2 separate regions of the Homo sapiens genome follow, and region 1 is linked to region 2. Evidence: chromatin loops called from intact Hi-C (ENCODE). Cell type or tissue: heart right ventricle. All regions are shown on one strand. Each heading gives the region's core, and the rest is flanking DNA. Links, peaks and the distances in the headings are about the cores only.

What was found. Hi-C counts contacts between places; a loop is a spot of excess contacts. Peaks named below come from ENCODE experiments on the same cell type or tissue, not always from the same donor. Only the 100,000 strongest peaks of a DNase experiment are listed, where the experiment ranks them.
Region 1: it touches region 2 in a loop (2.9-fold over the local background); 12 of 110 quality-filtered maps call a loop at or near these places.

What each region holds. Positions count from the first base shown.
Region 1 is chr15:75,173,124-75,185,024 of GRCh38, forward strand. No RefSeq gene overlaps it. Among named protein-coding and RNA genes, the nearest start is that of C15orf39, 23 kb to the right of the region's middle. RefSeq lists enhancers at 4,294-4,853, 4,410-4,509. In heart right ventricle, for the core only: CTCF peaks have their summits at 5,509 and 5,714; a DNase peak (open chromatin) is centred at 7,511; H3K4me3 peaks cover 1,398 bases; H3K27ac peaks cover 3,530 bases.
Region 2 is chr15:75,119,788-75,131,688 of GRCh38, forward strand. It overlaps LOC124903530 (a long non-coding RNA gene), which reads left to right and starts at 11,149. Exons shown (of 2, transcript XR_007064721.1): 1 at 11,149-11,399. It also overlaps LOC124900369. RefSeq lists enhancers at 734-1,234, 10,949-11,138, 11,179-11,238, 11,409-11,658. In heart right ventricle, for the core only: no CTCF peak of the experiment used is centred there; a DNase peak (open chromatin) is centred at 5,714; H3K27ac peaks cover 1,543 bases.

The sequences.
Region 1 (11,901 bases), core at 2,708-10,707, 55 kb after region 2:
TCTGTAACAAAGGCTGTATTTTTTTGTTTGACAAGTTTTTGCCAAGTTGCGTGCATGCTTCCCCAAAGTAGGGGAGATTTCTGAGGAGGGAGGTGAGTCACCTGGCCTTTACTTCCCTCAAGGCACCCAGGTTTCTCTAATGTGGGGACTAAAAGACTAAAGTTCCTAAGGAATGATCCTGCTGGGCCACTCTTTTTTTTTTTTTTTTTGAGATGGAGTCTCACTCTGTCACCCAGGCTGGAGTGCCGTGGTGCAATCTCGGCTCACTGCAACCTCCGCCTCCCGGGTTCAAGCAATTCTCCTGCCTTAGCCTCCTGAGTAGCTGGAATTATAGGTGCATGCCATCACGCCTGGCTAATTTTTGTATTTTTAGTAGAGACAGGGTTTCACCATGTTAATCAGGCTGGTCTCGATCTCCTGACCTCAGCTGATTCACCCGCCTCGGCCTCCCAAAGTGCTGGGATTACAAGCATGTGCCACCATGCCCAGCCAACCTGCCCACCCATTCTTATCTCACTTGGATAACACATATAGTAAGGCCCCCTTCAGTGCAGCCCACAGACAGAGCCCTGCACTTGGAAGGGCCCAACCAAGCTTGGTTGAATGCACTAGGACCAAGCAGTACTTTGAAATTCTTCGTAATTTAACTTTGAATTTGTCTTTTTTTTTTTTTTTTTTTTGAGACAGAGTCTTGCTCTGTCACCCAGGCTGGAGTGCAGTGGCGCAATCTTGGCTCACTGCAACCTCTGCCTCCTGGGTTCAAATGATTATCCTGCCTCAGCCTCTGAGTAGCTGGAGCTGGGATTACAGGCACGTGCCACCATGCCCGGCTAATTTTTGTATTTTCAGTAGAAACGGGGTTTCACCATCTTGGCCAGGCTGGTCTTGAACTCCTGACCTCAGGTGATCCACCTGTCTCGGCCTCCCAGAGTGCTGGGATTACAAGTGTAAGCCATCATGCCCAGCCAAATTTGTCTTTTGTAAGTGAAGTCCAATGGGGTCATGTAGCACGTGCTGAGGGCTTGGAATCTTGGCCTGAAGCATGGTCATGCCTCCTGCCACCTCCATGCTTCCCTGGAATGAGTTCTTGGCTATCCACTCCCTCAACCTCTGGTGCCCCAGTGCCACCCAGCCCCCTTGTCACCCCTGCCCTGCAACACTGCCACCCTTTGCTCCCTTGAGGGCCTGGGTGGGGGTGGGTGCGCCAGGGCCAAGTACATGCACCCCACAGTGTCAGAGCGGACAGGTGGTGGCCGTCCTGTCCCAGGCTGGCAGCAATATGCCATGTTCAGTGGGTGGCTTAGGGAGGGTGAGCCTCTCTCCACTCCTATCCCAGTCCCTAGTGCCTCCTGGCTACGAGGTTGGGACATAGTTGGGACTGTGGGCCTTTAGGAAGGGAAGATGCCTGCCTCTACTTCCCAATAAGTCTGTCTGGTGGCTGCTGGAACGGGGAGCCTGGTAGTTACTAGGTTCCACATGTGCCACCTCCCCGATCTGTGAAGGTCCGCTCTTGCCCTGTGCGTGTCCCGAGCTGGAGGGAGTAAGAACATTAAGTGTAAATTACCAAAAAACGCAACACCATGACAGGTTGTGAGAGGCATCATGGAAAAAAGGGAAGACATTCCCCCATGCATTTTGAACAGGGAACCTGCAATTTCATTTTGTATTGGGCCTTGCAAATTATATAGCAAATCCCACAGGCAGTGCTGTGTTGTGGCCTGCCAGCTCTCACTAGGTCACAGTTCACTTTCTGTGATGTCATGTTGGTAGCTTTGAAATGGCCACGGTGGGCCGGGCGCGGTAGCTCACGTCTATAATTCCAGCACTTTGGGAGGCTGAGGCTGGTGGATCATCTGATGTCAGGAGTTCGAGACCAGCCTGGCCAATGTGGCGAACCCGTCTCTACTAAAATACGAAAATTAGCTGGGTGTGGTGGTGGACGCTTGTAGTCCCAGCTACTCAGCAGGCTGAGGCAGGAGAATAGCTTGAACCCAGGAGGTTGAGGTTGGAGTAAGCCAAGATCTTGCCATTGCACTCCGGCCTAGGCAACAAGAGCGAAACTTGTCTCAGAAAAAAAGAAAAAAAGAAATGGCCATGGTGAGTATTAACAGCACGGAAATAGGGCAAACACTGCAAAACAGAACTTTTATTTTATTTTATTTTATTTTAGATGTAGTCTCACTCTATTGCCCAGGCTGGAGTGCGGTGGTGTGATCTCAGCTCACTGCAACCTCTGCCTCTCAGATTCAAGTGATTCTCCTGTCTCAGCCTTTTGAGTAGCTAGGACTACAGGTGCGTGCCACCTTGAACACCCAGCTAATTTTTGTATTTTTAGTAGAGATGGGGTTTCACCATATTGATCAGACTAGTCTTGAACTCCTGACCTCAGGTGATCCACCTGCCTCGGCCTCCCAGAATGCTGGGATTATAGGCATGAGCCACTGCGCCTGGCCTAGAACTTTAAAAAAATGTATGTAGAGCTGGTTTTTAACATTTACCAGCATAGCACTGTATAGAGTACCCAATAAAAGTCGGAAACTTCTTATCCTTGTTAATTTAATTGGTTAAATAGGGCAGGCCCAAACTTCTAGGAAGACAGTGCAGAGGCATGGAAGGAAGGCTAAGGAAGAAAACAGCTTAGTAAGTGCCAGGCACTGGTCCAAACCATTTCACCACCTTTTCAGGAATGAGGAAATAAGCTCAGAAAAGTAGTGGGACTCAACCAAAACCACACATCAGGCCAGCTACTGAGCTAACATTCGGACCCAATGTCCTAGCTCTTCTCACAGCAAAAGGAGAGGTGTTCTTTTTAAAACTAGAGATAGGGTCTCACTATGTTGCCCAGGTTGTTCTCAAACTCCTGGGCTTAAGCAATCCTCCTATCTTGGGCTCCCAAAGTGCTGGGATTACAGGCATGAGCCACCATGCCCAGAGAGGTTCTTTAGAGTCACATGTCTCTCTCTCTCTCTTCCTTTCCTTTCTTTCTTTTTTTTTCTTTTTTTTTCTTTCTTTCTTTTTTTTTTTTTTTGAAACGGAGTCTCACTCTGTTGCCCAGGCTGGAGTGCAATGGCACAATCTCGGCTCACTGGCAACCTCCACCTCCCAGGTTCAAGCAATTCTCCTGCCTTGCCCTCCCAAGTAGCTGGGACTATGACTATAGGCACATGCCACCACGCCTGGCTAATTTTTGTATTTTTAGTAGAGATGGGGTTTCACCACGTTGGCCAGGCTGGTCTCGAACTCCTGACCTCAGGTGATCCACCTGCCTTAGCCTCCCAAAGTGCACAGGGCCTCGCACAGGGTTCTGAACTCCAGGAATAAACTGGGGCTCAGGAGTAGGCAGGAGGGGGGCTGGCGAAGGACCTAGAAGTTCCCACCCTGGGCTCTTGATCTCTTGCAGTAACTTCACAGCCTGAGGCAGAAGCCTAGATGAATGAGAAGCAGGACAGAATGTTCCAGCAGCCACCAACTAGAGCAGAGACACAAATATTTACTAAGCCTAGGGGCCTCCCCAACATGCCGGCAGAGTTGGAGGGAACAAGTGTATGAGGCCTCTCTCTGTAAGGGCAGGGAATACATGGCAGGGAGAAGCCCCATGGAGAGGTCTCCCCTGACTCCAGCCTATCCGTCACATTGGTATATGAGTCCCTCACACCCTCAAGTATGTAAAGCCAGTCACAAAGCACCTTCTCAGCCATGGGCAGCGTGGGGAGCTGATCTCCATCTTATAAATGAGGAAACTGAGGCCCACAGAGGGAAGATAACATACCCAAAGCCAGAGGGCTGGGAAATGCTAGAGTCTGCAGTGGAAGGCTGGACTGGAAATGCTGCCCCCAATACCAGTAGTCTCCAATCCTGCATCTGCCCACCACACCCCCTCCCCAGGAACTTCTCTTGACCCTGGCTGGCCTCCTCCCTGACTGACCCCCAGACCCTCTTCTTTGGTGAGATCTTTTGCACCCTTACTTCCTGCAGCTCCCGGGCTGTTCTCTTCCCAGGTTAACCTCCCCTTTCTTCTTTTTTTTGAGACAAGGTCTCACTCTGTCACCCAGACAGGAGTGCAGTGGCACGATCATGGCTCATTACAGCCTTGACCTCCAGGGCCCAAGCAATCCTCCCATGTCAGCCTCTCAGGTAGCTGGGACCACAGGCATGTGCCACATTTTTAATTTTTGGTAGAGATGGTGGTCTCACTATATTGCCCAAACTGGTCTGAAACAATCCCCTTCCCCAGCCTCCCAAAGTGCTGGGATTACAGGTGAGTGCTATCCCACCCAGCCCATCCCCTTTCTTCCTATTTCCCACCTCAGAGAAGCCTTCTCACCTCACACCTCTCTCTCCAAATCGTGCCCCTCCTCCCTCATCTAGCTGAGGCCTGGCCTCTTATCCAGGAAGCCCTCCTGGACTGCTCCCAGTTACAGGGCTCTTGGGCTCTCAAGATTGCATGAAGTATGTTCATATTGTACTGTCTATTTAAAAAAAAAAAAGCGCATGAGAGACTAGCACACGGGTTTAGGTCCTAGTTGCAGCTGTCGCCAACTTCCTAGGGTGACCTCAGGCTCCCCTGCTCTCTCTGAGCCTCAGCTCCCTCATCTGTAGGCAGCCTGCCTGCCTCACCAGGGAATGGAGAGTCTAGATGAGAAAACCCTGGCAGTGGGCACAGGTCACAGCTGTTGGGGTTTTTGCTGGCATCAGCATTGCACCCTCTAGATCTGTTCCCATCCATTACCATCTGGCCACACACTGCCTTGTTCTTGCTCTCCCCTAGGGGTGGGAGGCCTGTGTCTGGCTGGAGAGCCCAGTTCGAGAGGGTGCTGTGTGTGCAGGGAGCCCTGCTGTTCCCCACTGGCCCCAGTGAGCCAGGCCCTGGCTTGGGGCTGGAAAGAGCCCAGGACTGGGAATCGCTGCCCTAAGTGAGGAGCCCCAACCCCTAAGCAGTTCTGCCCTTCAGCCCTTCAGGGTGTTAACTTTGCCTAGCCAAGAGCAAACTCTCTTTCTCTGTGCCAGGAGTAGTAGAGCCCCTGGGAAATGCTGTTTTTGTCCCCTGAGGCAGACTTTTGGGGAGTCCAAAAAAGGGCTCCCCACGGTGCCGGCTATCACAGAACAGGAGACAGGAGCAGGAGACAGGCCGGGAAGATGCGGCGACTGGGGGACCGGATAGGAGGGCCCTTGTCCTGAGGCTGCGTAGGCATAGCAAGCTCCGGGATTTTACTTCGTTGGAATGTTCTTTTGAGCTACTTTGGGGGCCGTGACTGAGAGAGCTCGTGGGGGACTCAGGCCCTTTCAGAGTCACCCGTGTGGCTCGGCCACTGCGCCAGGTCTTGGAACATCTAAGGCAGAAACAGGACCAACACCCGCAAGCCTCCAACAGCCCCTGGGGCTCCGTCCAGCCGTTGGGGTGGAGGGGTTGGGGGGAGGTGCAGGGGCGGGCACTGTGGGGGGTGGGGCGGGGCCGGTGGCCGCGACTCCACCCCGCGCCCCTAGTCGAGTAAACAAGCCACGGGCGGCGCCTGGGGGCCGCTCCTGCAAGCCGGGGCGCTGGGTTACATCACGGTTCCCTGGAGACTCCCGCCCCAGCGGCCGGGTCCCTGAGGCCCGCGCCCGCCCGCCGCCTGTGTCCGAGAAGCAGAGAGCTGGCAAGGGCCCGCCAGGGCGGGAAGGCTCCCACGTTTTCTCCGGAGGCCCCTGGGACTTTGTTGCAATTGGGTTCAGCCCGGGCATGGGCTGAACGTGGACGCGCGGGAACCGCGCCTCGGTTTCCCCATCTGTGAAACCTGGAGGCTGTATTAGGATTCTGTGCCTCCTATTAGGATTCAGCTGGGGGAAGGAGAGCGGCAGCCAGGGCCAGGGCCAGGGCCAGTCCCAGGCAGGCTGTGACTGGAGCCGGGCTTTCTACGTTAGGGTTTTGGTGGGTACCCGCTCAGCCACGTGCCAGAATGCACCCTCCCTCTGAGGGGACATGGAGACCACTCGCTGGGCCAAGGCACAGCAAGGACGACCTTGTATCCTAGCATTCTCCTGTCCCCACTTGCTGCTGGACACGGACCCTCTAGGTAAAATTCAACAATAGTTCCTGCCAGCCACCCTCACGGCGGGTTTGTGCCAGTGCTTTGGGAAAGATGTTGGGTTGCCCACTTAGGCGGGAGGGAGATTTCTGCTCAACATCAACAACTCAATCTACCACGGAGCCTGAGCCACTGGTCTGGAGGAAGCTGCGGGGGAGGCAGGGGTCGTGGGCACCCAGCTTGGGGACACTCAAGCAGAGTACGGGCTAGGCACGGGGAAGAAGGTGGCAGAGGGCATGCTTGCCAGCGTCTCCAGGAGCTGTCCTGCCCTGGGGTTCCATGATTTAATGATTCTGCACCTGCACCATCTGATAAGGTAGCCGCATATGACTGTTGAGCACTTGAAATGTGTGGGAACCCACTAGGAGCCCCAGAGTTGGCATAAACATTATTTTAAGCTGAAGACATTTGAGATTCAACAGACGCAGAAAAAAGCCTCCTAGGAGCTTCCTTTATCTGACAAAAAGCAGTAACTTCTGGGAAGTAAGGCTACCATAAACTCTGTCATAGGGGTAGTTTCATGGCCCCAAGAAGACAGAGCGACCACTCATACCTATATAGACAAATATTTCACAAACTTTATCACCTGTCGGTTCTCTTAAAACCCCATTTGTCTTTGCTAAAGAAACCTATTTGTTTTTCCCACAGAAGCCCTTTCTTTCCCCTCCCTTTTCCCTACTAAGTTAGGTATATAAGCCTTCAACTCTATTTAACCAGCCAGCTACGTCCTTTGTTGGTACGGTATGCAGACATAATAAACTTCTTCTCCTGTTAATCTGTCTTTTGTCAGTTTAATTCGAAAGCTGCAATCACAGAACAAGAGAGTGTAGAGGAAAAGTTTTTTCCTCTCCTGCAGGGGCTAGTACACATTGATATGGGCAGTAAGTGTAACATATACACAGGATTTAGGAGACTTAGCATGAAACAAAAGAATGTGAAATATCTTAATAATTTTGTATATGATTAAATATTGAAATGGTAACACAGGGTTCCATTAGATAAATTGGGTTCTCTTAAATATATTGCTAAAATTGATTTCATCTGTTTCTCCTTACTGTCTGCTAGAAAATTTCAGATAACATATGGCTCCTATTTTATTTCCATTGAATAGCATTGCTAAATGTCAGGTGACCTTGTGTCTTTGGGTTGGCTTTTCCCAAGCAACACCACCACATCTCTATTAACTGAATGCTCTTGTGTCGAGTCCTGAGCAGCGTGGGCAGTGGAGAGTGGAAGAGGAGGGGGCGCAGTGCCAGCCCTCGGGGAGCTGCCAAGCCCCTCTTGGCTTCCAACTTGGTCTGGCCACATCCTCCTGCAGTCCTGCTTCCCCTCCTCCACAGGACAGTCAGGCCAGCAGAAAGCTGGGCAGAGGGTTCTGGGGCTGGCCAGGGCTCTGAGAACTCAAGGAGGGAGTTCTGTGTGGGCCAAGGATTCAGAAGACAGTGTGGCCAGCAGCCAGGAACTATGACTGCACCGAGTGCTGTTCCCATGCCCAGGACCACAGATGCATCCCGGGCCTCACTGCCCAGCACCTCCCGGCTTAGTGGCCACAGAGTCCTCTTCCTGCTCTGCCAAGCACCATCTGGCTGTGGTGGAACAGGCTCCCCTGCTCTCCCATCCTCTCTGCCATCTCCCATTCCCTAGGCCTTGCTGGATTAAAACATTTTCCTGATAATCATTCAGGGATATAGGCTAAGGTCTGAGAAAGTAAGCTACCCTAAGGCCCCTGAAAAAATAAAACAAAATAACAAACTGTAGTTGGTATTTCTGATGAACAGCCCACACCTGGCAATTTAGAGGGATGGTCCCGGTTGGTGTGACCCAGGTTTAACCCCTGCAGCTGATATGAATGTGACAGCTTTACAGCCCTGTAAAGCTAACCAGACCTGTACATAGTTAAACAACCTTATCTAACATTCCTCCTTCTTCTCCTATATAAACTTGCTCATAACAGCCAACACTCACACCATGCTTATTGTGTGCTAGGCACTGCTTTGGGGATCTTACATGCTTTTTTGTGTGTGTGTGTGTGTTTTTTTTTTTTTTTTTTTTTTTGAGACGGAGTCTCGCTCTCTCCCCCAGGCTGGAGTGCAGTGGCCCGATCTCGGCTCACTGCAAGCTCCACCTCCCAGGTTCACGCCATTCTCCTGTCTCAGCCTCCCAAGTAGCTGGGACTACAGGCGCCCACCACCACGCCTGGCTAATTTTTTGTATTTTTAGTAGAGAGGGGGTTTCACCGTGTTAGCCAGGATGGTCTCCATCTCCTGACCTCGTGATCTGCCCATCTCGGCCTCCCAAAGTGCTGGGATTACAGGCATGAGCCACAGTGCCTGGCCGGGATCTTACATGTATTAATTCATTTAAGGCTGGGTGCGGTGGCTCACGTCTGTAATCCCAGCTACTCAGGAGGCTGAGGACGGAAGAATTGCTTGAGCCCAGGAGTTTGAGACTAGCCTGGGCAACATAATGAGACCCTGTCTCTACAAAACATAAAACATTTACCTGGGTGTGGTTGAGTGCATCTGTAATCCCAGCTACTTGGGAGGCTGAGGTGGGAGGATCTTTTGAAGCTGGGAGTTTAAGACCAGCCTGGGTAACACAGCAAGACACTCCCCCTACAAAAATTAAAATTAAAATTAATACATGTAATTTGGATTAAATTGGATTTCAGGCACAACAAACCCGTGAAGTGAGTGCTATTATTATCTGCTGTTCACAAGTGAGAAGCTGAGGCACGGAGAGGTTAAGTAAACTTGCTCAAGGTCACACAGCTACAAAGAGGCAAAACCAGGATTGCAACCCAGGCCATCTGGCTCAGTATCCGTGCTCCAAATCACTGCATGACATAGCTTTTCCCGCAATGCTGGAGGACTCGATTGTGTTTTGTTTTCCTAAACTTGTTCCCTTTTGTTTTCCTAAACTTGTTCCCAACTTATGATAAACCTGTGACAGGTGTTCATGATCCAAAAAGTGTCTGAGATTGGCTTTAACAAATTAAACATGAGATGGGAAAGTGACCAAATGCATGAGGAAGAAGAAAAAAATTCCAGAAGAATAAATCTTTCTACCATCCTTTGTCCATGTGTCTGTGTGGGTGGACAAGGGAATACTGTGTAAGAATGGGTGCAGCTTGTTCAAAGATAAACTGTAGTTGAAAGTTGCAGCCTGCATTGATAGTTGCCCCTAGTTTAGCAAGCTGCCTGAGTGGGCTCCGAAATGGAGACCTATCTGATTTGCAGAGGCAGGGCAGGAGGGCTAAATTGCCACAAATAAGAATAAAAGAACAGGCGTTTCAAACAGGAATGGGGGTGGGTAGAAACCCAAGAAGGCGTCAGCAAGCTGTGACCTGAGTGGGGTGTAGCAGCACAGGAAACAGCTCTGATGGGTTTTCAAACAAGGACGGCTACTGTTTAATCGTCCCCGTTGCTTGTGCTGAGCTGCGATGTCATTCTTCTCAATCTCCTGACCTTTGGTCAAAGCCTAACATCAACCCTGCTTTATGACCATCCGTGCTGAGACAGTCAGTGCTAAGGGGTGAGGGGGCATGAAGCCTGGGGAGGACCGGGCCTGGAGGCCATGGGCACTGGGCAAGTTGCTGAGTGGGGAGTTGGCCTGGAGAAACATAAGCCCCTTTGCCATCCTCAGAGTCACTAGGGGCGCCAGATTCCTGCCAGGCACAGGATGTCCAGCCAGAGTAGCATCTAGCTCCTGAAATCCAGCACATGCTCTCCTCCCAAGTCAGGTGTCCTGGCCCGGGGCTCTGTCTGCAGAGAGTGGTGCCTTTGGGCTGGCAGTGGTCCTGCATGGATCCTCTGCTGAAAGCTAAGGACCTTGGGTCCCAGGCACAGGGCAGGCCCTGGGCTACTGCTCTAGACTTCCTGAGTCAGAGAAAGCCCCGCTGGACCTCCCAAGGCCTCATCCTGGCACCTGAGTCAGCCTCCTCCCTCTTTCTGAGCCACCCTCGGCTGACCTCCCCCAGCCAGCCTGCCTCTAAAAGTGGGGCTTCATAGGGACATTGTAATGGGGGAGCAGACTCCAGGTCTAGTTCATTTATTTATCCATCCTTTCCTGTTGTTTATATTGACCTGTATGCCAGATACATAGGTTTTCTTTTTCTTTTTTTCATTGCACTCAGGCTGGAGTGCAATGCCATGATCTTGGCTCACTGCAACCTCCGCCTCCTGGGTTCCAGAGATTCTCCCGCCTCAGCCTCCTGAGTAGTTGGGATTACAGGCACCTGCCACCACACCCAGCTAATTTTTGTATTTTTAGTAGAGAGGGGGTTTCACCATGTTGGTCAGGCTGGTCTCAATCTCCTGACCTCAGGTGATCCACTCACCTTGGCCTCCCAAAGTGCTGAGATTATAGGTACGAACCACTGCACCCGACTGATACATAGGTTTTCTAATTTAGTCCTACAATACACCAAAACATAGGTTGTGTTTTTGTTTTTTTGAGACAGGGTCTTGCCGTGTTGCTTAGACTGGAGTGCAGTAGCATGATCACAGCTCACTGCAGCCTTGACCTCCCAGGCTCAAGTGATCCTCCAACCTCAGCCTCCTGAATAGCTGGGACCATAGGTGTATGCCACCGCACCCAGGTAATTTTTAAAATTTTTGTACAGATAGGGTCTCACTATATTGCCCGGGCTGGTCTCAAACTCCTGGGCTCAAGAAGTCCTCCTGTCTCCCAAAGTGCTGGAATTATAGGCATGAACCACTGCACCCGAATGGTATTTTTATTCTTTTCTTTTTTTTTTTTTTTTTTGAGACAGAGTCTTGCTCTGTCGCCCAGGTTGGAGTGCAGTGGCATGATCTCGGCTCACTGCAACCTCTACCTCCTGGGTTCACACCATTCTTTTGCCTCAGCCTCCGGAGTAGCTGGGACTACAGGCGCCCGCAACCATGCCCGGCTAATTTTTTTCTATTTTTTTCTAGTAGAGACGGGGTTTCACCATGTTAGCCAGAATGGTCTTGATCTCCTGACCTCGTGATCCACCCACCTCAGCCTCCCAAAGTGCTGGGATTACAGGCGTGAGCCACCGTGCCCAGCCGGCATTTTTATTCTTAAATTACAGATGAGGAAACTGAGGGGCCAGGGGTAGCTGGGACACAAGTCCTGTCTGAATTGTGCTGGTCTTCCAGCTTGGTGGGGTGGGATGGAGGCAGCCTGGGCTGGGGACCTGAAAGCAGAAGAGGGGATGAAGGGAACTGGGTAGGCTTGTGGACCACAGGCCCACATGGGAGCCACACCCTGGCAAGAGAGGGGATTGTGAAAGAGAAGGCAGGTGGGGTTCAGGACAAAGATGGGAAAATGGGGGCAGGGAGCAAGAGACCCTCCAGGCCTTGCAGATGCAGGAGTTGAGCAGGTAGAGGATAGATGGGGTGGAAGGGAGGTGGGTGCCCAACAGGGATGACCCTGCAGGTGAGGTCCCGGGCAGTAAGCGATGAAACTACTTTGAGTGGGGGCAGCCCACCCAATACCTCCTCCTCTGGGCTAAAGAGGAGGGAGGGGAACTAGCTGGGCGATCTGTGCATTCAGCCATCCCTAGGGGCTGTCCAGGGGCACTTGTCCCCAGAGAGGAAGGCCAGCTCTGTCTTTGGAGGATGAGAGTGAGTAAGCAGACAAGCACCGTGCTAGTTGCGTTTCATTCAAGATCTTCCCACCACACCCAGTAAGAAAGGCATGACACTAGGAGTTTGAAACCAGCCTGGGCAACAGAGCGAGACCTTGTCTCTACAAAAAATTTTTAAAAATTAGCCAGGTGTGGTGGCACATGCCTATAGTTTCTTTTTTTTTTTTTTTTTTTTTTTTTTCTGAGACGGAGTCTCGCTCT
Region 2 (11,901 bases), core at 1,251-9,250:
ACATGTAATCCCAGCACTTAGGAAAGCTGAGACAGGCGGATCACAAGGTCAAGAGATTGAGACCATTCTGGCCAACATGGTGAAACCCCGTCTCTACTAAAAATACAAAAATTAGCTGGGCATGGTGGCACATGCCTGTAGTCCCAGCTACTCGGGAAGCTGAGGCAGGAGAATCACTTGAACCTGGGAGAGGGAGGTTTCAGTGAGCCGAGATTGCGCCACTGCACTCCAGCCTGGCGACAGAGTGAGACTTCATCTCAAAAACAAACAAAACAAAAAGCAAACAAAAAAAAAGGCCGGGCGCGGTGGCTCACGCCTGTAATCCTAGCACTTTAGGAGGCTGAGGCGGGTGGATCACGAGGTCAGGAGATCGAGACCATCCTGGCTAACATGGTGAAACCCCGTCTCTACTAAAAATACAGAAAAAATTATCTGGGCGTGGTGGCGGGCGCCTGTAGTCCCAGCTACTCCGGAGGCTGAGGCAGTAGAATGGCGTGAACCCGGGAGGTGGAGCTTGCAGTGAGCCGAGATGGCGCCACTGCACTCCAGCCTGGGCGACAGAGCGAGACTCCGTCTCAAAAGACAACACAAAAAAACACCAACTCTCTTTTTTTTTTTTTTTTTTTTTTGAGACAGAGTCTGACTCTGTCGCCCAGGCTGGAGTGCAGTGATGCAATCTCGGCTCACTGCAAGCTCCGCCTCCCGGGTTCACGCCATTCTCCTGCCTCAGCCTCCCGAGTAGCTGGGACTACAGGCGCCTGCCACTATGCCCGGCTAATTTTTGTATTTTTAGTAGAGACGGGGTTTCACCGTGTTAGCCAGGATGGTCTCGATCTCCTGACCTTGTGATCCGCCCGCCTCGGCCTCCCAAAGTGCTGGGATTACAGGCTTGAGCCACCGCGCCCGGCCTATTGTTTTTTTCTATTTCATTGATTTCTGCTCTTATCTTTATTATTTTCTTCTTCTTACTTTGGGTTTGATTTCCTTTTCTTTTTTGAACTACTTGAGGTGGAAGCTTAGATTATTGATATTTGATTCGTCTCCCATTGCAGCATAAGCATTTAAATTATGTAAATTATAAATTTACTTATAAGGCTGGGCACAGTCGCTCACATCTGTAATCCCAGCACTTTGGGAGGCTGAGGCAGGCAAATCACTTGAGGTCAGGAGTTCAAGATTAGCGTGGTCAACATGGTGAAACCCTGCCGCTGCTAAAAATACAAAAATTACCCAGGAATGATGGTGTGCACCTGTAATCCCAGCTACTCGAGGATGAGGCAGGAGAATCGCTTGAACCCTGGAAGCAGAGGTTGCAGTGAGCTGAGATCACGCCACTGCACTCCAGCCTGGACAACAGAGCAGATCACTTGGCTGGTCTTGAACTCCTGGCCTCAAGTGATCTGCCCACCTTGGTCTCCCAAAGTGCTGGGATTACAGGTGTGAGCCACCACACCTGGCACCCTGATGGGATTTTGACTGGTATTGCATTAACTCTGTTGGTTGCATTGGGAAGAGTTTGTCACTTAACCATGTTGATTTTTCTACTTTATAAACATTTATGTAGATATTTTTTAGTTTCTCTCATCGGTTTTGTTTTGTTTTCTGCATACTGCTCTTGCACATGTTTCGTTAGATTTTTACAAAGTAGGAATCTGTTTCTTATGCAGTTCTAAATGGTACTTTTCAAAATTTCCAATTTATTTATTGCTAATCTATAGGAATACAATTGATTTTTTTTTTCCTTCTACAAATGTCTGAGGTAGGAAAACAAGGCTGCCCAGCTTGTGGCAGCCCTGATAATCCTCAAAGGCTGATCTTGGCCTCCAGCCCTGACTGAGGAGAAAAGGGGCCACCCATAGCCCCACTGGCACAATTGGTTTTTCTATGCTGACCTCATATCCCATAACTTTGCTTAAGTCATTCATTGTAGGAGCTTTTTGTAGATTCTTTGTGATTTTCTATAAAGGCAATTATGTATTTTGCTAACAGAAACAGGTTTGTTTCTTCTTTGCCAGTCTGTAGGCCTTTTATTTGTTTTTCTTGACTTCTTGCACTGGTTAGGGCCTCTAGTAAAATATTGAATGGGTGTGTTAAGAGGAGGTATCCTTGCTTCTTCCTGAACTTAGAGTGAAAGAATTCAGTTTCTTACCATAAAATATGACAGTAGATGTAGGGTTTTTGTGAATGTCCATCATTGAGTTGAGGAATTCCCATTAGTTCTTAGTTTGCTGAGAGGTTTTCATCAGGAATAAATGTTGGATTTCTTCCATGTCTTTTAACTTCTCTTTCATATTTCACCATTTTTTCATTCTTTGCTGAATTTTTAGTAATTTCTTAAACTGTTTATTTTATTTTATTTTTGAGACAGTCTCACTCTGTTGTCCAGACTGGAGTGTGGTGGCGTGACATTGGCTCACTGCAACCTCCGCCTCCCAAGTTCAAGTGATTCTCAAGCCTCAGCCTCCCGAATAGCTGGGATTACAGGTGCCGGCTACTATGCCCGGCTAATTTTTGTATTTTTGGTAGAGACAGGGTTTTGCCATGTTGGCCGGGCTGGTCTCAAACTTCTGACCTCAAGTGATCTACCTGTCTCAGCCTCCCAAAGAGCTGGGATTACAAGTGTGAGCCACCACACCCAACCTCTTTTGAGGTTTTAAATCTTAATAATTATAGTTTCATTCCTGAGAGTTTTATTTGGTTCATCTTCAAATATGCCTAATTAATTTAATTAGTTTATTTGCCATATTTTCAGTATCGCTTTACAATTCTTTTTTTTTTTTTTTTTCAGACAAGGTCTTGCTCTGTTGCCCAGGCTGGGGTGCAGTGGCACCATCTCGGCTCATTGCAGCCTCCACCTCCCGAGTTCAAGCAATTCTCCTGCCTCAGCCTCCTGAGTAGCTGGAATCACAGGCACGCACCACCATACTCGGCTAAGTTTTGTATTTTTAGTAGAGACAGGGTTTTGCCATGTTGGCCAGGCTGGTCTCTAACTCTTGACCTCAAGTGACCCACCCATTTGGCTTTCCAAAGTGCTGGGATTACAGCTGTGAGTCACCGCACCTGGCCCGTTTTACACTTCTTTAAACATATTAAAAATTTTTTTTCAGCTGGGCATGGTGGTTCATGCCTGCAATCCCAGCACTTTGGGAGGCTGAGGTGGGCAGATCACCTGAGGTCAGGAGTTCGAGACCAGCCTAACCAACACGGAGAAACCCCATCTCTACTAAAAATACAAAATTAGGTGTGGTGGCTCATGCCTGTAATCCCAGCTACTTCGGAGGCTGAGGCAGGAGAATTGCTTGAACCCGGGAGGTGGAGGTTGCAGTGAGCCGAGATTGCATCATTGCACTCCAGCCTGGGCAATAAGAGCAAAACTCCATCTCTCTCTCTATATATATAATAAATATATATATAATAATATATATTATATGTCATATATAGTTATATATTATAATTATATAATCTATAAATATATAAAAATATATAATATATAATATATATTTATAATATATAATATATATTTTTCCGTGTGTGTGTGTATATATATGTGTATATATATGTATTTTTTTTTTTTTTTAGAGAGAGAGAGATGGGGTCTCACTCTATTGCCCAGCCTGGTCTTGAACTCCTGGCTCAAACAATCCTCTAGCCCAGGCCTCCCAGAGTGCTGGGATTACAGCCGAGCGCCCGGCCTGAAACACTTATTTTCTATCCTGCATCTCATCATTCTATTTTATGTAGTATTTGTGGGTCTCATCTTGTTATTCGTTGTTTCTGCTGACTCATGCCCTTGTGGTTTGTTTCTTTTTGAGTTTATTGATGTTTAATTATGAACTTATGTTCCTTGAAATTCTTTGTGGGAAGTCTTTGAATCTGTGTTTAAAATATATTCTTCCAGAAAGGATTTTTGTTTGCTTTTGCCAGGCGCCTAGGGGTACTTCCAACTCAGATCCACTTAAAAATTGTTTTTGGCTTAGTGTTTTTCCAATCACATAGGGAATATGATGTTGGGCTTTTCTCTGTGTGAATATCAGCTTGTTATGCATTTTACTGGATTTCTTTTTAGCCTGTGTTACCTCTCCAGCACAGCTAAGTGGGTACGGCAAAGTCTTCTGTGGCTGAGTTGTTTTCTCCCCATTTCTCCCTTAGGGCACTGGCTTTTGAGAAGTCCCAAATTTGGGGGAGAAAGGAAATCTTTGATAACCTACTTCCCAGGACCAGACCTCAGGTCTTTTCTTCTCTTTCCTCATTTTGTTTCCCCTAAAAGCAAAGCCTCAGACAAAGGTTTTTGTGTAATTAACTTTGGAAGTAATCCCAGGGAGTAGGAGTGAGGGCTGGAGAGAGAAAGAAAGAGGGAAGCCCGGGACAAGGTCGCATTATTTAAGGGGACCTCTGATAGGTGCTTGATTCCATAGGATCTTCCAAGGAGTCTTATGAAATGGGAGATACAAAAAAGACACAATGAGTATTTGCTTGTGTCAATCATTGGTCAAGAGTGGCCTCACAGACATGAACTCCCCTGAACTTGGGGTCTGCGCATGCATAATGGTTCAGGGGATTCCCGAGAGCATCTGCCCTGTGGGGTCAGTGAGACTCAGACAGGAAGGGAGGGGTGGGCCCCATGTGCCCAAGGTGAGGCAGCACCTGCATGAGGCCCACAGAACACTCATCACCTCAGCAGTGGCCAGAATCAGAACTGGGGCCAAGCAGACTGAAGTGGTGCCCAGGAGGTGCCTGGCACACTGGCCATTTACATCCCAGGGTCTCAGAAAGCACAGGCCCCGGTGCAGGCTCACCCTGATGGGGTCATGCTCTTGTTATTCTGGCTTCTGACTGATTCCCTGTTTAACACCCTTTTATCTGTGCTTTCACACACACATTTTTGGTATTTCATTCAGCATTTTTAGGAAGGGATTTCTCTATTCAGCTAGTCTGCATATTTCCAGATAGAGAAATAAATGGTCATTGTTTTCAAATGTTTACATATACTTTATTTTTAAATTTTTATTATTTGAGATGGAGCCTTGCTCTGTCGCCCAGGCTGGAGTGCAGTGGCACGATCTTGGCTCACTGCAACCTCCTGCTACTGGGTTCAAGTGATTCTCCTGCCTCAGCCTCCTGAGTAGCTGGGACTACAGGCGCGTGCTACCACGCCCGGCTAATTTTTGTATTTTTAGTAGAGATAAGGTTTTGCTATGTTGGCCAGGCTGGTCTCAAACTCCTGACCTCAAGTGATCCTCCCACTTCGGCTTCCTAAAGTGCCGGAATTACAGGCGTGAGCTACTGCGCCCGGCCTCAAAATGTTTATATATACTTCAATATTCTTTTTGTTATTATTTGCTAAGTATTGAAACCAAGCATTCCTTTCTGGAGCTCCCATAACTCACTTTGTGCCCTGTTTTGAAAAACAGGCCAGTCAATAATGACAGCAGCAACGCAGCAGCTCCCAGCTTTTCAACACCTACTGTGTGGCTGACACCTGCTGTGGCTTTATAGGCATTATGTCAGTGAATTCTCAAAACTACCCTAAAATAGTCACTCTGGTTCCCTTTTTTCATATATTTTTTATTTTTAAAATTGAGACAAGGTTTTGCTGTGTTGCCCAGGCTGATTTCAAATTCCTATGCTCAAGTGATCCTCCCACTTCGGCTTCTGGTTCCCTTTTCCCAGCCACTGGTTCCCTTTTCACAGAAGAGGAAACCATGGCCTGGAAAGGGGCCAAGGCCACATAGTATTTACGTCAAGCTTGTCCAACCCACAACTCACGGGCCACATGCGGCCCAGGATGGCTTTGAATGCAGCCCAACACAAATTCATAAACTTTCTTAAAATATTATAATTTTTTTTTTTTTTTTTACAAAAAATTAGCCAGGCGTGGTGGTGCATGCCTGTAGTCCCAGCTACTTGGGAGGCTGAGGCAGGAGAATTGCTTGAACCTGGGAGGCAGAGGTTGCAGTGAACTGAGACCGTGCCACTGCACTCCAGCCTGGGCAATAGAGTGAGACTCCATCTCAAAAACTAAAATATAAAATAAAATAAAATAAAAATTTTTTTGGCAAAATTTTTTAAGCTCATCAGCTATCATTAGTGTTAGTGTATTTTATCTGTGGCCCAAGACAATTCTTCTTCTTCCAGTGTGGCCCAGGGAAGCCAAAAGATTAGACACCCCTAATAAGTTGTTGAGCCAGGATTGTGTCCAAAGCTTCCCCACTTTTACTACATCGCATGCCTTTCTATGGAAAAAAGCCTTCCCTTCTTCCCTAGTACTTCTCCCAAAACACACACTCATATAGAGTAGCACTTGAGATCCAGTGCCCCTTGGCAGCCGATTGCAGTGGGTAAGCTGAGCTCAGGGTTGCAGGCCAGCAGGGCGGCAGTCAGCACACAGAGCTTTCCTATCCCCCCAGGAAACCTGCAAGGACCCCAGTAGGCCTTAGATGGCCAGTGTTGGCAAATCCTAACTGGGAGGCAAACTGGGAGAGCCCACTGCCGTTGCAGACTGGTTACTGTCCCCGCTGGAGCCCTGTGGAAGTGGGTAGAAATCCAGGCCTAAGGAGGGTACCAAGCCAGAGCCACCTGCCCCCTAGTACCCCAGCCTGGGGGGGCCACCCAGTGAGCATTTCTGTCTCCTCGGGTGCTGTAGTCAAGGTGAAAAGCAAGTTGCAACCTGAAGGCTGGGCATTCCAGGTATAGGGCTTCTTCTGGTTAAAATGTGTGGGTACGGGGACTAGGGGAGGCTTGGAAGGGGCTGTCCCCAGAGTTTCTATGAGTGAATATATACTTTGAAACACTTAGAACCTTATTGTCAGCATGGACAGACAGGGACCTTGGGGACAGAGGGACATTAAGGCCAACATCTTGTTTTATAGATCAGTAAACTGAGGTCCAGAGACCCATGGCCTAGCGAAGGAGGTTCAAGTGCAGGCCTTCCTGACCACAGTGCACCGCCAAGGCTCCTTCTCTACACCACTGCATGTGTGCGTGTGAGTGGGCAGCTGCACACCATCGTATACGTAAACGTGTTTACGCATGGAGTACATGTGCTTTATGGTGCAGGGGTGAAGGCACAAAGGCGTGTGTATGGGGGGGCTGGGGTGTTATACTAGCAGGCTGAGCAGACTGTAACAAGGGGACACACATCTCTCTTTTGGGCCAACCCATGTTTGGAGAAGACAGGAGCTTTCTCATGCACAAGCGCCAAGAGAGGAAAGTGAACCCAGGTTTGGGCGGTCTGTGGTGACTTGTGCCATGGACCATGTGGAAGCCTGAAGATGCCTGGGGCCTTCGTAGTACCATTGCCTTTAGCCTCCCGTGGCCACCTGCAGCAACTGCCATCACCCTTACTGTGGACGGGAGTTGCACTGCTAAAGTCCCCACGGCCCTGCAGGATGGCCAGAGATGTCTGCCCTCACTCCGCTACCCTCTCAGTCTTCTTTGACCACTCTGGTCCCCCAACCTCAATGTCGACCCCACATCTGCAAGTGACATCACTGTCCATGTAGCTCTGTAAGTCTTCAAACTGGGAGTCAGCCTACCTCCTGCCATCACTGACCTTCAAGCAATCCAGATGAAAAATGCCTCTGGGCATTTTGGGGACAGGAGATATAAGGAATGAGTCATAAATATCCTGTCATATAAAATAGGATGCTATGAAACACTCCCCGGGTCATGTCAAAAGGAGACAGGAGCCAACCTGAATACACTTCCACCAGCCAAAGGCGAGATTTTTTGAGCACCAGTAAGATTAATAACTGCAATGGATTGACACCAATCAGACATGTTTAAATCCACTGATTCACACATATTTAAAAATAACTAGTTTTTCACCTTAGGGGGATGCTAGGCAGCTGGTAAATAAAGGGAAAGCATTAAATATTTGTCATGTCTTTTGCATATGATCTATCTCTCAGGATAACTAAATAATCAATGAGGGCAAGTTTCACTTTGTAGAAATATGCAGGTTAATAAAATAAGAAATAATACAGTTATAATGTCACTATTTTGCAATTCCTCATGAATTTAAGTAATGATCATCCATGGCTGCAGATGTTGCAAAATGAGACACAACCAGAAGTTAGGTGCTTCCTGATGGAAGCACATATCACCATCTAGGAGGTGGTCTTGAAAAAAATAGTTGGACGTGAATTTGTTCAAGCCTCCCTAACTAAATACAGAAGACAGAAGACATGTTAAATGGTACCACAGGGTTGCAATCAACCAAATTCAGACTGTGGGAAACTGCAAGGATAAACAACCTAGTTTCCAGCTTGGTGCGGTAGCTCACGCCTGTAATTCCAACACTTTGGGAGGCTGAGGCTGGTGGATGACTTGAGGTCAGGAGTTCGAGACCAGCCTGGCCAACCTGGTGAAACCCTGTCTCTACTAAAAATACAAAATTTAGCTGGGTGTGGTGGCACACGCCTGTAATCCCAGCTACTCGGGAGGCTGAAGCTGGAGAATCACTTGAACCCTGGAAGCTGAGGTTGCAGGGAGCCGATATCACGCCACTGCACTCCAGGCTGGGTGATAGCAAGACTCGGTCTCCAAAAAAAACCAAAAAACAAAAACAAAATTAAAAAAATCCCCCAATTTCCTTAACAAAACAGTATTACAAAACAAAAAGAGACGGAGGGGAAACTTGCAGGTTTTAAGATTTATCAACCAAGCCCTATTTATAGACTTTATTTGTATATTAATTCAAACACCTGTTAAAAAAGAAAATGAGGCCAGGAATGGAGGCTCACACTTGTAATCCCAGTGCTTTGGGAGGCTGATGCGGGTGGATCACTTGAGGCTAGGAGTTCCAGATTAACAAAGTGGGCAACAAAGTGAAACCTTGTTTCTACAAAAATTTTAAAAAATTACCAGGCATGGTAGTGCACGCCTGTAGTTCCAGCTACTCAGGAGACTGAGGCAGAAGGATTACTTGAGCCCAGGAGTTTGAGGTTGCAGTGAGCTATAGTTGAACCACTGAACTCCAGCCTGGGTGACAAAACAACATCCTGTCTCAAGAAAAAAAAAAAAAGAAAAAGAAAAAATTATAATTGAAGAAATAGAAAACACCAACTGGATTATAATTTCCATTAATGACTTATTATTGATTTTTATATGATAAAGTAGTGACTTCTTTCTTTCTTTCTTTTCTTCCTTGCCTTTCCTTTCTTTCTTTCTTTTTTTTTTTTTTTTTGAGACAGATTCTTGCTCTGTCACCCAGGCTGTAGTGCAGTGGCTCGATCTCAGCTCACTGCAAGCTCTGCCTCCCAGGTTCACGCCATTCTCCTGCCTCAGCCTCCCAAGTAGCTGGGATTACAGGCGCCCGCCACCACGCCCGGCTAATTTTTTGTATTTTTAGTAGAGAGGGGGTTTCACTGTGTTAGCCAGGATGGTCTCGATCTCCTGACCTTGTGGTCTGCCTGCCTCAGCCTCCCAAAGTGCTGGGGTTACAGGCCCAGGAACAGGATAATGATAATATCTGTTCCAAACAGTGTCTTCACTAAATAATCCCAACCAGTAAGAAATAGAATCATTTCAATCACAAGACTCAAGTCACTCCAAAAAGATGATGCTAAGAGCTGTTGATCACGTGTTCCTACAGCGATCCATACCAACATACTGATGAAGCTACAGCTAAGGTATTAGGCTACTGTGCTCCCATCTAGGAAGTGACCCCCAGGGATTCTTCACCCTGTGCTTTCACCAGCACTCTGTATATGAACTTAACCACCTCAGCACTCCCCCCTGCTTTTGCCATGTCTTCTGTGTTTGGATGTTGAGTATTGCTGGATGGAAAGCTTTGCTATCAGCAGAACAATGGTTGAGGTTGTAAAAGCCTACTAAGTGCCATTCTAAAATGGGTCGTTGTGCTGTATGAAACAACAACCACAACAACTCAGAAGCTTCAAACAATAATCCTTTATTGTCACGCTCATGACCTGTGGGTCAGCTGTACAATTCAGCTGAAATTGAATCGTACCTTGGTTGATCGAGGCTAGACTCCAAGCTGCAGGCTGAGTTCAGATCTGCTCGGCATGTCCCTCGTTCTCCTGGGACCAGCGGCTACCCAGGGATTATGGCCTGTTCCTGGAGACTCATTCCTGGACCCAGAAGGAAGGAGCAGCAGCTATATGGGGCACGTTCTTGTCATGGCAGATTACTGCAGCATGAGAAGGCATGTCCAACTGAGCAAGCACATTTCAAAACTTCTCATGTCAGGTTCACAAGTTTCCTACTGGCCAAAGCAAGTCACATGGCCAAACACAAAATCAAAAGGTGGGAAAGTATTCTCTGTCCACCATGGCAAGGATGTGGGTGGATAATTATATTACAAGGGACAAATAATTCAATCTTTCACAGTCTTTGGGGATCCAGGGCACTGCCTTTGTTCATGCCCCAGCACTTCTCATCAAGACAAAAGAACATCCTGCTAGGAGACTTTCCTGCCACTAGCAGAGCCCCTTCAAACCTAGTGGCAGCTAGAGTGATTTTTTTTTTTTTTTTAACTAGCTCTCCTCTAGTTTTGTCTGTTTGTGTGTATGGTAAAAAAATGCATAAGATAAAATTTACCATCTTTTTTTTTTGAGACAGAGTTTTGTCTTGTTGCACAGGGTGGAGTGCAATGGTGCATTCTTGGCTCACTGCAACCTACGCCTCCCAGGTTCAAGCTATTTTCCTGCCTCAGCCTCCCGAGTAGCTGGGATTACAGGCATGCGCCACCACGCCCAGCTAATTTTTGTATTTTTAGTTGAGACAGGGTTTCACCATGTTAGCCAGGCTGGTCTCAAACTTCTGACCTCAGGTGATTCACCAGCCTCAGCTCCCAAAGTGCTGGGATTATAGGCGTGAGCCACCACACCCATGCCTGGCTCCCCTTTCCTTTTTTTTGTTGTTTTTTTTTTTTGTTTTTTTTGCATAGAGTCTCACCCTGTTGTCCAGACTGGAGTACAGTGGTGTGAACTCGGCTCACTGCAACCTCTGCCTCCTGGGTTCAAGCAATTCTCCTGCGTCAGCCACCTGAGCAGCTGGGACTACAGCCGTGTACCACCACACCTGGCTAATTTTCGTATTTTTAGTAGAGACAGGGTTTCACCATGTTGGCCAGGCTAGTCTCGAACTCCTGACATCAAGTGATCCACCTGGCTTGGTCTCCCAAAGTGCTGGGATTACAGACGTGAGCCACTGTGCCTGGCCAAAATTTACCATCTTAACCATTTCTAAGTATAGAGTTAAGTACCGTTAGTTAAATTCGCATTGTTATGGAAGAGCTCTCCGGAATTTTTTTAGCTTGCAAAAGTGAAACTATACCCATGAAACTAACACCTCTGTATTTCCCTCTCCCCAGCCCCTGACAACCACTATTCTACTTTCTGTTTCTATGAATTTGACTACTATAGACAACTCATGTAAGTAGAATCACATAGTATCTGTGTTTTGGGGACTGGCTTATTTCACTTAATAAGATGTTCTCAAGGTTCAACCATGTTGTAGCATGTGTCAGAATTTCCTTCCTTTTTAAGGCTCAATAATATTCCGTTGTATGTATATACCTCATTTTCTTTATCCATTTGTCAGTGGACACTTGGGTTGCTTTTGACCTCTTGGCTATTACAACTAGTGCTGCTGTAAGCATAGTGTGGAAATATCTCCTTGAGATCCTGTTTTCAATTATTTTGGCTGTAAAACCAGAAGTGAGATGGTTGGGTCATAGGATAGTTCTATTTTTAGTGTTTTAGGAACTTCCATATTGTTTCCCATAGTAGCTGCCCCATTTTACATTCCCACCAGCAGTGCAGAAGCATTCCAGTTTTCACACATTATTGCCAACACTTGTTATTTTCTGTTATTTTGATACTAATTATCCTAATACGTGTGTTTTTTTTCTTTTTTATTTTGGAGACAAGAGTT